Linked DNA regions of Homo sapiens: all the other regions are linked to region 1. A link is a contact called in ENCODE Hi-C or POLR2A ChIA-PET data. All regions are on one chromosome and are shown on one strand. Each heading gives the region's core, a stretch centred on a gene start or an enhancer-like site at or near the end of the contact. The rest is flanking DNA. Distances are from core to core; before and after follow the strand shown. Region 1 holds the start of LINC01164 (long intergenic non-protein coding RNA 1164). Region 2 has its middle 220 kb from the start of LINC01164. Region 3 has its middle 150 kb from the start of LINC01164.

Region 1 (4,662 bases), core at 1,157-3,656:
CGCCGACCTGCGGGGCTACATCTGTGAGTCTCCTTCCCCTCTGGCTTCTGCTGGGTTTGGCCAAAGGGACCTGGGCAGGGGTGTGGAGAAAGAGAATGGAGAGTGGTCAGAACCTTTATTTTCTGCTCCCTCCCCCGGGGCAGCCTGGAGCTGGCTGCGCCCCTCCCCTGAGGGCTTGGTTCCTGTTGGGCGGTCCTCTGCTCTGGGGCTCACCACAGGACTCCCCAGTTTCCTGTCCCCAGTGGTGGTGACAGAGCCTTGCTGTGATTCCCAGGTGTGGCCTCCCTGACCATCCCCACACCTCTGTACTGACCCCCTTTTGGGACCTTCTGTGAGTTGCCCAATTCAATTGAGTGTCCTGTCCTCTATGCAGGCTGGGATGGAGTTGAGAAAGACCTGTTCGACCCTCATTCAAATCCTGCTTGCTGACATGTCCTCCGCTCTTTGGTGCTGTGGCCAGCCAGGACCAGCTCCCCTCACCCTGTCCCTGCACCCACTGCTACCCAGACGCTTTTCCTGCTGTGGCCACGGAATCTGAATGGCCGGGGTCCTGCCAGCTACATATTAGGGTGGGCTTCCTTGTGTTTGTCTGGGAGCAGTGTGCAGATGTGGATTATCAAAAACCACGTTCTACCAGCAGATCTGGGCTTCAAAGAGCACCTTCTATTGTGTAAATGGAATTGAAAAAGCTCATCATGGAAAACGAGAAGCATTTTCAGCTCCTAAATTAGAGAATTTATGGTGATAAATCAAGAGTGTCTGCTCTAATAATCACAGGAAAAAACATGATAATATGATTTAATCTTAAAATATTTCTAACATAATATTAGAAAAATTATATTTCAGCTAATGTCTGGTTAGCCTGTTGTGAATGTATGCAAATATCTCAGGAAATATTAATATATACTGCCAGCTTTAGCTAATTAAAGAAATAGTTTTAGGAGTAACGGCCTCCTGATAATTTAATCACCGTTCAGTCTTTGCAGATAATTATGGTATTTGTTATTAAGTTCTCTCTGATTTTCCGAGGAATGAGAAATCTGATATAATCTTTTACTATGTGAGCCAAAAATTAAATTTTATTTCATTGTGAAAATTGTTGTGATCTGAAGATTTTAGAGCCAAGCTCCAGAAACGCTTCTCTCTTCTAGAACTGCCCAGTGTTGTGTTTTACAGGACTTGAACCCTGGGTTGCTGAGGAAGTGAACAGCTCTATGGCCAATAAAAGGCAATTAGGCTGAGATAAATTGTTGTGGAACAAATGATCTCATAAGAAGGTTTCCTTATGCTTACGCCTTATGAATAATCTTCTTACAAAGACTTTTTGAGGTATAATTTTAAAAATGATACTAATCATAGCATTTTAAAAAATAAAAAAGTGAAATGACCCAAAGTGTTTAATGATAATAAGATGGCCCAATAAATAACCTGCACTGATGTAATCCACATTAAAGGCAATATGATTCAGTCTTTAAAATTAAATTTTCAAAGAGTTCTTAAGACTGTTGTAGTTATAACTTTAAGTGAAAAAAAAGAGAAAATTATTTAAGTCGGCATGACCAAAAAAATCCATAGAAAAAAACGGAAAGGAAATATATAAAAAATGTTAAGTAGGTCCCCCAGAGTGGTGAAATTATACAGGTTGAGCATCTTGAATCTAAAAATCTGAAATCTGAAATGCTCCAAAATCTGAAACTTTCTGAGTGCTGACATGATGCTCAAAGGAAATGCTCACTGGAGCATTTTAGATTTTAGACTTTTGGATTCAAAATGCTCAACCATTAAGTGTAATGTAAATATTCCAAAATCCAAAACTCAAAACCTTTCTGGTCCCAACCATTTTGAATAAGAGATAACCTGTAGGATATTTTCATTTTCTTATTTTCTACTTCTATTTATTCTCCACATTATGTACCTGGCACATAGAAGATGTTTAATAACTAAGTATTGCTGAGTGAATAGTCAGGATAAGAACTCATTACTTTTTAGTCCATTTTTGGGAACTTAGGTTACAAAGTCTGCAGGGCCAGTGTTGTGGAAGTCACTGCTCTCTCCGACTCTTGGCAGGAAAAAGAGAAGTAGACTGCCTGTCTGCCAATGATGGCAGTCCCTGTGGGATACAAGGATGAGTGTGCCTGGTGCCCTCTCTACTGGAGCTCCAGTCCAGAGCTGGTGATGTGTCGGTGGACAAAGGACCGTGATAAAAGAAAGAATGGAGCAAGGACAGTCATCAAGTTCTCAGGGTGATTTGCTCACTGAACATCCCTGCTCCTCTGAAGCAGGCAAAGCAAGGGGACTTGCCTTGGCCAATGAAATTCAAGTACAAGTGTCATGTGGCAGTAGGGCCATGTGACTTGCCTTGGCCAATGAAATGTGAGCAGAAGTGTCATGGGGCTCTGCTGGGCAGAAGCTAAGAGCCAGCACTTGTTCACCATGTGCTCATTTCCTGTCTCTATGACAGGCTGCCGTGCTCCAGTTTGCGAATGCCCATCCACCTGTGAAGGGCTGAGCCAAGCCCTGGGCACGTGGTGAGTGACAGGCAGATCTTTGTGGAGGGAAGCCTCTGTGATTGCAGGACATTTGTTACTCGGTATAACCCAGCCTGTTCTAACTGACAGTGAACACAGCTCTGATTTACAGATAACACTGTGCTAACAAATCTATCATGTGCGTCTTACATCCTTGAATGTCATTGTAGGTTGGGGGTTGGGGTCTGAGTTCTGGTCCATTTTCCCCAGGCTTCATCTCCTGTGTCAATTCAGGCAAGAGGAAGAGAGAGGAGGAAGCTTCTAGATCCAAGCCAGAGGAGGTGGATGCAGCATCTGCCGCCCACAGCTTTGGGGCCTGGCCCAGCCTCCACCTGGCCGAGACACCCAACCCCGACCCCACCCACATGGGCGTGCAGAAGAGCCTGAGATGGTGCACACTGACCCATGGCAGAGTTACAGGTGACATTTCTTTTGTTTCTACATCCTAAATCTTTCTACAGTAGATGAACGTTTTGTAAGAGGACTTTTGCTGCCAGTTAGAAATGCATATTGCTGATGCACCCTCTGCAAGACCTTCTGAATCCAACGCCCTGGCGCAGTGGTCCTCAACCTTTTTGGCACCAGGGACACGTTTTGTGGAAGACAATTTCTCCACAGACTGGGGGTGGGGATGGTTTGGGGATGAAACTGTTCCATCTCAGATCATCAGGTATTAGATTCTCATAAGCAGTGGGCAACCGAGATCCCTCAAAAGCACGGTTCACAATAGGGATTGTGCTCCTATGAGAATCTAATGCCGCTGCTGATCTGACAGGAGGGTGAGCTTGGGTAGCAGTGCTCCTCAGCCTGCTGCTCACCTGCTGTGTGGCCTGGCTCCTAACAGGCCACAGACTGGTACTGGTTCATGGCTGGGAGTTGGGGACCCCTACCCTGCTGGATGGGGAGTCTCTAAGGTGTCATGGATGCCAGTGCAAAGCCTGTCTCCCCTGTGCCTCCCCTGTACCTCCCCCGCACCTCCCTGCACCTCTCTCTAGCCCTATTCCAGTGCCCTTCTTGGTGATGATGAGGCAGCTGAGGCCAGGGGCTTATTACTTCCCCAATTGCCACTGGCAATGGGGTTCCTCTGTGTGCTGGATTGGCGAGGGGACTAGCCCCCAAATTCTATCCTGAAGGTCTGCTATCTAGAGCTTTCAGGTGTGGTATCAGTGGTCTTAGATGGAGCTTCTCCAGCAGAGCTAGGGACAAAGGCTTGAGTTCAGGCTGTTTCTTTGGGCAGGGGTCTCAGGGCTCAGGCGAGCAGGAGTGAGTTGAGCGAGGGAGGGAAGGAGTGAATGGGAATACCAGATGGCTTATCCAATCGACAGCCGCTTGGAGTGGCTGATGCTGGGCTTTTTGAGACCTTCTGAGGCCCTTTATGAAATGCATCTCAGCACAGTCTCCTTGGGACAGTAAAGGAAAGAGAACTTATTATCTGCTTCTGTCCTGGCCGTGGAGGCCCTGTCTTTGGAGACTTGCATAACTGTGATTGCTGAGCAGCCTCCTGCAGGTGACCCCGGGGCCAAGGCAGGAAGTAAGAGGTGAGCAGATCTCCGAGCCCAGGTGGTGTCAGGTGACACCTATGCAAAGTGGATCAGAGCCTGGGAGGTACTGGGTGAAGTGCGAGGTGAGGCTGGGAGGGTTTTCATGTGGGGTATAAAAGGTATCCCATAGAATTACCTTACATAATGAGGTTTTGCACACGAGATGGGGCATACTCCTCCCTGTTCTGCACCCTGGATAATCCCTGGAGTGTGAGGGAAGGGAACATTTTATAGAATAGGACTGGTGGGAAGGTTCACTGTAGGGGACAATCAAGGAGAAAGAATAAAAGATTTTGCAAAACACCAAGCTGAAGTTTAGCTTCACTCTGTGGCTTTGGCGACCTGACCCCAGAGCACGTGCTGGTCCTGTGAACTTTGATGCTGCTGAGCTTTCCCCCATGCAGTTCCCTGCTTTGAATATGTGTCTTTCACATTGGGGTTGGGGTTACCCATCTCTTTCCTTAGCTGAAATGGCAACTTTTTCTCCCTGCCACCCCTCAAATCAGATAGAAGAAATTGCTTCTTCCTCTTGCTCCCGTAGTGCCTTTGGACGAACACTTGTCATATCAGATTATAATTCTTATATATGTGTA
Region 2 (4,662 bases), core at 653-3,152, 220 kb after region 1:
GTGTTTGTTGGCGTCTCTCCAGCTGGACTCAGAGCTCCATGAGGACAAAGGTGCTGCCTGCTAAGCTTCCATCTCCTAGGCCAGAGTCACACCGCTTGTTAGCAGGCTCTGATTCTCATGGTTTTTACAGAAACGGGGATAGATTTCTGTATCTAATCTCCTCCCTGGCCCTTGGTCCCAGGGCAGGCAGGCAGGGCAGGCAGGTTGAGCCCCTGGCACATAAAACCTGGCAGATGGGTGGACGGGAACCACCGCACCCCCAACCCCACCGTCTTCCTCTTTCATCAGCTTCACAGCCCGTGGGTCACCAAGTGCCTGTACTGAAAACACACGAGCCTTGACTGTCCCGATTCTCGGTAAACACGCCCAGCCGAGGGCTTAGCTCCTTGGTATCCTAGCAGCTGCTCTCTGCTTTTAGATCCTAAAAATCAGGTAACTGGTGATTCCCTGTCTCAGAAAACCTCATCACCAGCTATTTTTATAAACGACCAGGCTTGTGAGGAACAAGATTGAACTTTCCGGCTGAGAAAATCCATCTTTTGATCGGTGGGAGTTCTTCCCTTTGGGACTCCAAATAGGAACTGAAGTTCCGGAAAAGAAAACCTTTATTTCCTTTGTGCAAAAGCTTCTCCCTGTGTTTCACTGTAGCCAGAAATCTCTCAATCTCTTGCAAATCCAAGATGATTCCAATCTGGCACTGCTCTGTGCTGACATTCTCCCAGGAGCTGCTTTCTCCAGGAACCTGCCAATTAGAGCCGGCCCTTTCCCTCTGCCCTGGCAGGGGTGGGTCAGCCCACAGCACCCTCCGGCACCCAATCCTCCTGGTGCTTAAAAAATTGATATTTTAAATGAATACATAATCAATGCACATATTTTGGGGTACATGTGATAATTTTATACATTCATATAATGTGGAAAGATCAAACCAGGGTAACTGGTGTATCTATCACCTTAAATATTTGTCTTTATGCTAGAAACGTCTGAGTTATTCCCTTCTAGCTATTTTGAAGTATACAATAGCTTACTGTAAACTATGGTTGCCCTACTGATCTGTCGAACCCCAGGTCTCATTTCTTCTATCTGTATACCTGTACCCATGAATCAACCTCTCCTCACTCCCTCCCTTCTCTTTCCAGCCTCGTAACCACCAATCACTCTGCATCTTCAGGAGCTCCACCTTTTCAGCTCCCACAGAGGGCTGAGAACATGTGAAGTCTGTCTTTCTGTGCTGGCTTATTTCACTTAGCACGGTGACCTCCAGTTCTGTCCGTGTTGCAAATGCCCGGATCCCATCCTTTCTAGAGCTGAGTGGTATTTCATTGTGCATATGTACCACGTTTTCTTTATCCCCTCTATCCTGCGGTTTTGGTGCATGTCCCAGCACTGGCCCAGCAGACTGTGGGACCCACTGGCTGGCGGGGAGGGGTTTCTAAGATGTTGCTCTCGGGACCTGTGTGGGGTCTTCCTATTCCATTCAGCACTGGGCCGAGGACTTCCCCGAGGCACTCCTGCCACTGGCCTACCTTTGTTCCCATCTGCATCCCGCAGCGTGGGCTGTGCACGTGGCCTCTGCGCCTCCCCTGCCGGCTTTCTCCCTCAGCCTCTCCCGCTCTGCTCCTGGCTGCTCAGGAGCCAAACTCTGTCATCAGGCGGCCCCAACCAGACACAGCTGGGAATCTTCCAGCATGGACTTTCCTCTCCTGGCCAGTGGCTGGCCCGGAGAGCGGCTTCGGGTACTGTGAAGGGCTCAGGTTCTGGGCGTTTGTCCTGTGGCCGCACATGCGAAGTCCTGCCAGATTGTGGAACAGCTTCAACACTGCAGGGCACTGGCTGTGGGCACCTCGGATGCTGGCCGGCCTGTGAGGAGTGGGGCGGCCCAGCACGCTGAACTTGCGTGATCAGAGGTTGAGTTTCCCAACCTTGACTCAGCAGAGCAGCTCGGGAAACGACGCAGGTTGTGAGCCGTGGTGTTGGCTCGAGAGCTTCCTGCGTGGGATAGGGAGCAGCCCTGTCCACTCCAGAAGTGAGGGGGTCAGATTTTGTTTGGAAAGTGCCATCACAGGGGCCCGCAGGCTGGTCAGCGCTCACTGCTGGCTGCTGCGCCCTCCCGGCTGCAGCCTTCATCCTGGCCTCCTGCCGTGGCTGCCCCTCCTGGCTCCTCCCCGAGGCCCAGCAGATGTGCCCTCTGGAGCTTGCCCTGACCTGCACTCTCTGCCTCTGGGCAGGGGTGGCCGCTGAGTCCTCAGCGCCCTGGGATACTTCATACGAGCTTGGTGTGCACTCAGTTGTAGCCATTGGTATGTCTGGCCCGGGGCTCAGAGTCTGTCAAGTGAGGAGACTTATTTTTATCTTACTGTCAGAGGCTGGCACAGATGTGGACGGCTTTCTAGATTGAGTTTCCAGGAGCCTGCCATTCTATTATCCTCTGAAAACCATGAATTACTGTCCACACCCTTCCCGTGTGGACCTGTGCGGTCCGTCTTTCCAACTTGTGGAGTGTTGAGCTCTGGAGCGAGTCCTCGCCACACGCAGGTCTTGCTCACACTTCCCAACACCCGGCAAGGCAGGGCTACATCTTCAGTTTTTATTTTAGGAAGCAGGGACTAAGAGAGATTGAGATACTTTAGAGGGTCACAGAGCTCTGAGTCAGGACCTCTGAGCCTACCTGTCACCTCCTGCACTGCACTGGTCTCCAGCAGGGTCAATCTGTCCCCCTGCAGCTGGATGGGAAGGTGGGGGCTGGTGAGTGGGGGGTGTGGAGCTGGCTGGGCAGACCCTCCCCTACCTTCCAGCTGTGAGCCTGTGGTTGCAACTGGTCTCCAGCAGGGTCAATCTGTCCCCCTGAAGCTGGAGGGGAAGGTGGGGGTTGGTGGGTGGAGGATGTGGAGTCAGCTGGGCAGACCCTCCCCTACCTCCCAGCTGTGAGCCTGTGGTTGCAGGCTGTGGCCTCCTACCTGTGTGGCCAGGTCACTTGCTGCCCTCACAGCCTCTCCACACAGACGCCAAAGGTCTCCTTTCCTCCTGGGCTCTGCCCTGACATTACTTCATTGGTCTTACCCAAGACCCGTCCTGCCTGAGCCCCATTCTCTCCCTTTCCCAGGATGGCAGCTGAATGGCTGGATGGGATCTGAAGTCTCCCTTTCCCAGGATGGCAGCTGAATGGCTGGATGGGATCCCGTCTGGCGGTTACCAAGCATGGTCCCTGCCTCCTGCTTCTCCATCAGGTGAGGAAATACATTCTTGGTGGGGCTTCCTTCTGGCCAAGAGAGGCGCAGACCCTGGGCCGAGGTGGGGCTTCCACTCTTTCGTGACCTTGGCAATGCTCAGGCTCCTGTTCCCAGCTGCATTTCCCACCAGTGTGAGGATGTGAGCCAGCGAACATACCATGTGTCACAGCCTCCATTGGGGTGAGCCACGCAGGGGCTGGCGGGGAGCTCTGCCAGCCCATGCAGCTCCTCCTGCCGGCTTGACCGGCTCACACTGGCTCACGGGAGGGGCTTTTAAAACTTTCATTTATTTGTTTATAATCTGACTTGTTTAATGCTTTGACTTCAGTTATGAATTGAAATAAAAATATGTGATGCTGGATTATTTGTTTAATCTGGTGTTTTTCAAAGTGAAGAGAAGCCCAGTTCTTTTTTTTTTTTTTTTTTTTTTTTTTGAGACGGAGTCTTGCTGTGTCGCCCAGGCTGGAGTGCAGTGGCATGATCTCGGCTCACTGCAAGCTCTGCCTCCTGGGTTCACGCCATTCTCCTGCCTCAGCCTCCCGAGTAGCTGGGACTACAGGCGCCCACCACCACGCCTGGCTAATTTTTTGTATTTTTAGTAGCCGGGCATGGTGGCTCACTCCTGTAATCCCAGCACTTTAGGAGGCCGAGGTGGGCAGATCATGAGGTCAGGAGATTGAGACCCCGCTGGCTAAGATGGTGAAACCCCATCTCCACTAAAAATACAAAAAAAAAATTAGCTGGGTGTGGTGGCGGGTGCCTATAAACCCAGCTACTCGGGAGGCTGAGGTAGGAGAATCGCTTGAACCCAGGAGGCAGAAGTTGCAGTGAGCCGAGATTGCACCACTGCACTCCAGCTTGGGTGACAGTGAGACTCCATCAAAAAATAAATAAATACATAAAAATAAAAAAATGAGAGGAAAAGAAAGACCAATTTGAGAAAGAACGTCAGCTTTCTGGTAATCCTGAAAAAGGAGTGTAAAGATAATTTTCCACTTCTGGTTAAAAAAAAATGGGGAGAGAAAAAAGTCATAGCAACGTGGTGCTTACAACATCGCAAAGAATTTAAATTCCAGAGCCAGGGGGCTAAAGCAGCTTTAACAACCAGAATTTCTTTAAAAATGTTTACCCATTAAGCTTGTGGATCAAGTTCTTAAAATCCAGCTTCACAAATAGCTTGCTGATATAGTGTTATTTTTTCATCAAAATGGAGATACTTAGATGTGGGCATTAGTAGCTTATTGAAAGACAGACATAACAAGGGATTTCAATCTTGTCCTAAAAGTAAAAGTAAATCCTCCAGCACAATCCTCTCATTCCAGGTTCCTGAGAGCTGGGTGGGGCTCTTCTCCAGCAGAAATAAAAAGAGTTGGAGTCGATCCAGCGTCTTGGCTCCCTTGGGTGCTTCTGGGCTGGCTTGGTTGCCATTCTTGTT
Region 3 (4,662 bases), core at 1,609-4,108, 150 kb after region 1:
TGGCAAACTGTCATGGCGCTGGGGGGAGTGTCTTAGGCAAATGTATTATAATTCCTGGTCCCAGCTGGTGTTGGCTGGTTTCTTTGCTACATCCCGTTTTGATCAGCAGGGTCCTGAAAATGAGTCCTGCTGATCTCCAGCCTTAAGCCTGCATCTAAACACCAGGGGTGATGTGCAGACCTTCAGTGTACACACAAAACTCCACTCACGGGAGATGTTGGGCTGTATGGCTATGCTCAACTTAAAATGTTTAAAAACAGGCCGGGCGCGGTGGCTCACGCCTGTAATCCCAGCACTTTGGGAGGCCGAGGCGGGCGGATCACGAGGTCAGGAGATCGAGACCATCCCGGCTAAAATGGTGAAACCCCGTCTCTACTAAAAATACAAAAAATTAGCCGGGCGTAGTGGCGGGCGCCTGTAGTCCCAGCTACTTGGGAGGCTGAGGCAGGAGAATGGCGTGAACCCGGGAGGCGGAGCTTGCAGTGAGCCGAGATCCTGCTACTGCACTCCAGCCTGGGCGACAGAGCGAGACTCCGTCTCAAAAAAAAAAAAAAATGTTTAAAAACATTTTTATATTTTGCATTTCTTTCTATTTTGTAAAAATTAATGCATCTTCTACATTTCATGTACTTTCACTTAAGAACAAGATACAGTTCCTAAACAAACTTCATTCATCCTAAAAACGCCTGAGTGGAGACGGGGCACAGGTGTCACCAGCCCCTCCCAGTTTTTTATAAGCAGACTTGGACGCTAAAAGGTATTTAGTTTGAGGTTGGGACATAGAAAGTCAATACTGACTGTGGGGTTGGAGCAAAGCATTCAGGCTCAGTTCAGGTCACTTTTAGATTCTTCTCCTCACCCTCGCTCTACATGTCCTCACCCGTGGGCATGTAGAGTGGGTGGTCATTTCACTCCCTCTTTCATGTGGCCTTGCAGGGTGCTGGAGTCAGTGAGCTCACGTCCCCACCCATGGGTATTGGGCTTGGTCATGCTTCTTGCTTTGTCTGATGGAGTGTAAGCAAGTGTGACTCAAGAAGAGGCCTTCAGTGTGCTGGTGTGGCATGGTCTGGCTCTTGTGCTGGTGGCCTGCCAGGAGATGAGAATGCCCAGCTAATCTGAGCCCCAGAAACCCACAGAACAAATGCAAACCCGGCTGTGAGTAGAGCTGCCCAGCAGGGCCCAACCTGGGTCAGGCTGAAGCACATGGGCCTGCAGAGCCATGCACACTAGAATGAAACCATCGTTGGAAGCCAGTGATGTTTTGAGACTGTTCACTGTGCAGCATTATTGTAGTAGCATTTGGCCAGTCCAGGAAATCACAGAACAGTCTACACGTGTGGTCCTGCATTTGTAAGAAAAGCTGCTATGTGTGGATCGAAATGATTCTTTCATATTTGTGCCTGCATATAATTATAGAATGACAAACAATAGAAAAAGAGTGTTTCTATTTCTAAAGGGGTGGTACAATTATGCAATATTTTTATTTGCTCTTTTATGGTTTCTTATAAACACGTAATTTGTGTACACTTTTTTTTAAAAAAAAACACATTCTTTGGGGAGAAATCATGAACTCTCCTTTAGCTATGCAAATATCTCTGAAATCATAACATTAAAACTTAAACCTCCATCAGGGAGGCACTTTCTAGAATACTCTCTAGATAGGGTAGTGGCCTTGCCTATTTTACTTCCCCATAACATAGCACATGGAAGTATCTGATAAATGTTCATTGAATTAAATCAAAGGCTATTCACATATTGCCACCCAACCTCTATTCCCTGAATACGGTTCTCAAAAATTATCAGGCTGACAGATTTTTATGTGAAATTCACCTATGATATTAGCCCTTTCCAATTCCAAAATGGCTCAATCAGAAAACATTGACTGAATCTATAAAATGCAAGGGTTAAGGTGAGTTTCTTCCACTGAGGGATGGTGGCAACTCTTCTTTCTTTGCTTGTTGGTTTCTTCTCAGTGACTTTTGATCTTAAGATGAGAGGCTGTGTTCCTGGCCACTGGTCCTACAGGGGGAGAAGCAGCAGGGTCTTGGCATTGGTAGCACAGCTCTGGTATAGTCTAGAAACAGGTGTCTTGCTCCCCTTGTCCAGTGAGACTGTGAGTGTGGGGGGGAAGGAGCTGAGACTTGTGGCCAAACAGCAGCACACTTCCGGCCACGTCTGCAAACATCTCGCATGTGCTGGTCCACGTGGCAGGTCTGTGGCTGCTGCTTTCTTAAATATCATACACCACACATAATTTTTGTTATTAATACATGATAGTGAGAAAAATAAAATATTGCACATTTCCATTATTTTTGCAAATTCCATGCTTTTGTTTATACTATTTTTGAGGGCACATTTCTTTCCTCCTTGGGGACATTTCTAGAAATTTACCACTCTAGTCTGTATAAGGATATAAGCCTTTGTGGCCCATGTATACAGATATAGGCCTTTCGAAGAAATTTATAAAAATACGCAGATTCGCCATATCCGGAAGTAGATTTGGATGATTTCAGCAGCAGCAAACATGAACAGGGCTGTGTTCCCACAAGGAAGTGGCTCCTGTGAGTCTTGTGGGAGCCCCTGGGGACTTCTGGTGCCCTTCTTTTTACTGCACTCCAGGCAGGGAGCTTTATGCTTGAACTGCTAATAGTTTTCTTTGAAAATCAACATTTCCGCATGTTCTGATTTGACCTGAGCACAACCTGAGCAGTGGTGTGGGGCCACGTGGTGCGGGTCTGGCTTTAGGTAAATATGGAACTCTGGTGTGTGTGTTTGCTCAGGCTTAACACATAGAGAGTGGGGCCCTCCACCTGCGGTGAACAGGAAATGCTGGGACACTCACAGAAAGTGACAAGCTTTCTAGAAATGAGCCTAGGGAACTCCCCTCCTGGGGTGACCTCAGCATATTTGACTCCTGACACAGCTTATGCTTTTGCTGTATCCCAGAGCTTTTTGCATGTTGTGTCTTTATTTTCGTTTGTTTCACAGTTCTTTCTTTCTTTATTAATTTCATTGTGTACCCAAAAGTCATTCAGGAGCAAGTTGTTTAGTTTCCTTGTACTTGTGTGGTTTTGAGAATTCCTCTTGGTATTGATTTCTAATTTTGCTCCACTGTGGTCTGAGAAAATGCTTGATGTGATTTCAGTTTTTTGGAATTCATTTAGACTTGCTTTATGACCGAGCATGTGGTCAACTGTAGAGAATGTTCCATGCAAAGAAGGGAAAAATGTATATTCTGTGGTTGTTGGATAGAGTATTCTGTAGATGTCTATTAGGTCCAATTGGTCATACATCTAGTTTAAGCCCAGAGTTTCTTTGCTAGTTTTCTGCCTTGAGGATGTGTGTAGTGCTGTCAGTGGGGTGTTGAAGTCCTCCACTATCATTGTAATACTGTCTATGTCTGTTCTTAGTTCTAGTAGTATTTGTTTTATAAAACTGGCTGCTTTGATGTTGGGTGACTAGATATGTAGGATGAACCCTTTATCCCTTTTTTATATTCTTTGTCTTTTTTTTTTTTTTTTTACTGTTATTGTTTTAAAGTCTGTTTTATCTGATATAAGAATAGCAACCCCTGCTCTTTCTGTTTTCCATTCGCATGGTAGATTCTTCTCCATACCCTTACTTCAATCCCCTGGGTGTCATTACATGTGACATGGGTCTCTTGAGGGCACCAGGAAGTTGGTCTTATTTTTTAAAATCCAGTTTGCCACTCATTTAGGCCATTTACATTCAAGGTTCGTATTGATATGTAAAGTTTTATTCCTGTCATAGTGTTGTTAGCTAGTTGCTTTGTAGTTTCAATTGGGTCATTGCTTTATGGAGTCTGTGAGCTTTGTACTTATATGTGCTTTTATGGTAGCAGTATTACTCTTTTGTTTTGTTTGCATGTTTAATACTTTTTTGAACATTTCTTGTAGATCCAGTGTGGTGGTGACAAATTCCCTTAGTGTTTGCTTGTCTGGGAAGTACTTCATTTCTCTTTTGTTTATGAAGCTTGGTTTGCCAGGATATGAAACTCTTGGCTGGATTTTTTTTTCTTTAAGAAGGCTAAAAATGGGACCTTAATCTCTTCTGGCTTGTAAGGTTTCTGCTGAGAAGTCCACTATTAGTCTGGTAGATTTTCCTCTATGTGTAATTTGTCCCTTTTCTCCAGCTGCCTTTAAGATTTTTTCTTTTGCATTGACCTTGGATGGTCTGAGGACTAAATGCTTTGGGGATGGTCTTGTACAGTATTTTTCAGGAGTTCGTTGAGTTTCTTGAATCTGGATGCCGACCTCTTGTGCAGGTTCCTTCTCATCAGTGGAAGCTGTTACCTCTTATTGTTGAACTTACTTTTGTTTGAATGGGATCCCCCCTCCAAGGGTGTGACTGTTGCCCCTGCTGGGTAGGGCCCTTTGGTTTTGGTTCTATATGATTTTAGGGGGCTTAGGCTCTGAATGAATTCCTTGGTTATAGACAGCCTTTGTGCAGTGGGTTTCTAAATGTTAGTTGTAGGTTGTAGTGGCAGTGTGCTGTGTGTGTGATCAGGCCACATTCCTTTTCCCCTGTCATCCTCCATAGTCAGCCATGTTCCTTTCTCCCTCTGTCACCCTCCAGCTTCCACCCAGCAATGCTAAAGTTGGGCTCCATGGTCTGAGAGCACAGAAATGTAGAATTATGCTT

The links. Hi-C counts contacts between places; a loop is a spot of excess contacts on that map. ChIA-PET counts read pairs that join two places held with the same protein, here RNA polymerase II (POLR2A). Pooled maps may share reads with other maps.
Region 2: a loop to region 1 is called in a map of stomach, with 2.3 times the contacts of the local background. The contact joins the enhancer-like site here to the promoter of LINC01164 in region 1. A Hi-C loop is called at or near these places in 3 of 168 maps with a recorded cell type or tissue (Calu3, HCT116 and stomach), 2 of 37 single-sample maps with no recorded cell type and 5 of 50 pooled maps. POLR2A ChIA-PET finds 5 or more read pairs at or near these places in 1 of 52 experiments (MCF 10A).
Region 3: a pooled map shows a loop between it and region 1 (7-fold over the local background). The contact joins the enhancer-like site here to the promoter of LINC01164 in region 1. A Hi-C loop is called at or near these places in 2 of 168 maps with a recorded cell type or tissue (Calu3 and Panc1), 2 of 37 single-sample maps with no recorded cell type and 3 of 50 pooled maps.

What each region holds. Positions count from the first base shown.
Region 1 is chr10:131,787,943-131,792,604 of GRCh38, reverse strand. LINC01164 (long intergenic non-protein coding RNA 1164) reads left to right here and starts at 2,406. Exons shown (of 5, transcript NR_038365.1): 1 at 2,406-2,528; 2 at 2,739-2,948.
Region 2 is chr10:131,572,156-131,576,817 of GRCh38, reverse strand. No RefSeq gene overlaps it. Among named protein-coding and RNA genes, the nearest start is that of LINC01164, 220 kb to the left of the region's middle. Within about 2 kb of position 1,902, at least 2 of the 41 ENCODE cell types and tissues checked have a DNase peak (open chromatin) inside an H3K27ac peak, as active enhancers do.
Region 3 is chr10:131,639,532-131,644,193 of GRCh38, reverse strand. No RefSeq gene overlaps it. Among named protein-coding and RNA genes, the nearest start is that of LINC01164, 150 kb to the left of the region's middle. RefSeq lists an enhancer at 2,489-2,638. Within about 2 kb of position 2,858, at least 2 of the 41 ENCODE cell types and tissues checked have a DNase peak (open chromatin) inside an H3K27ac peak, as active enhancers do.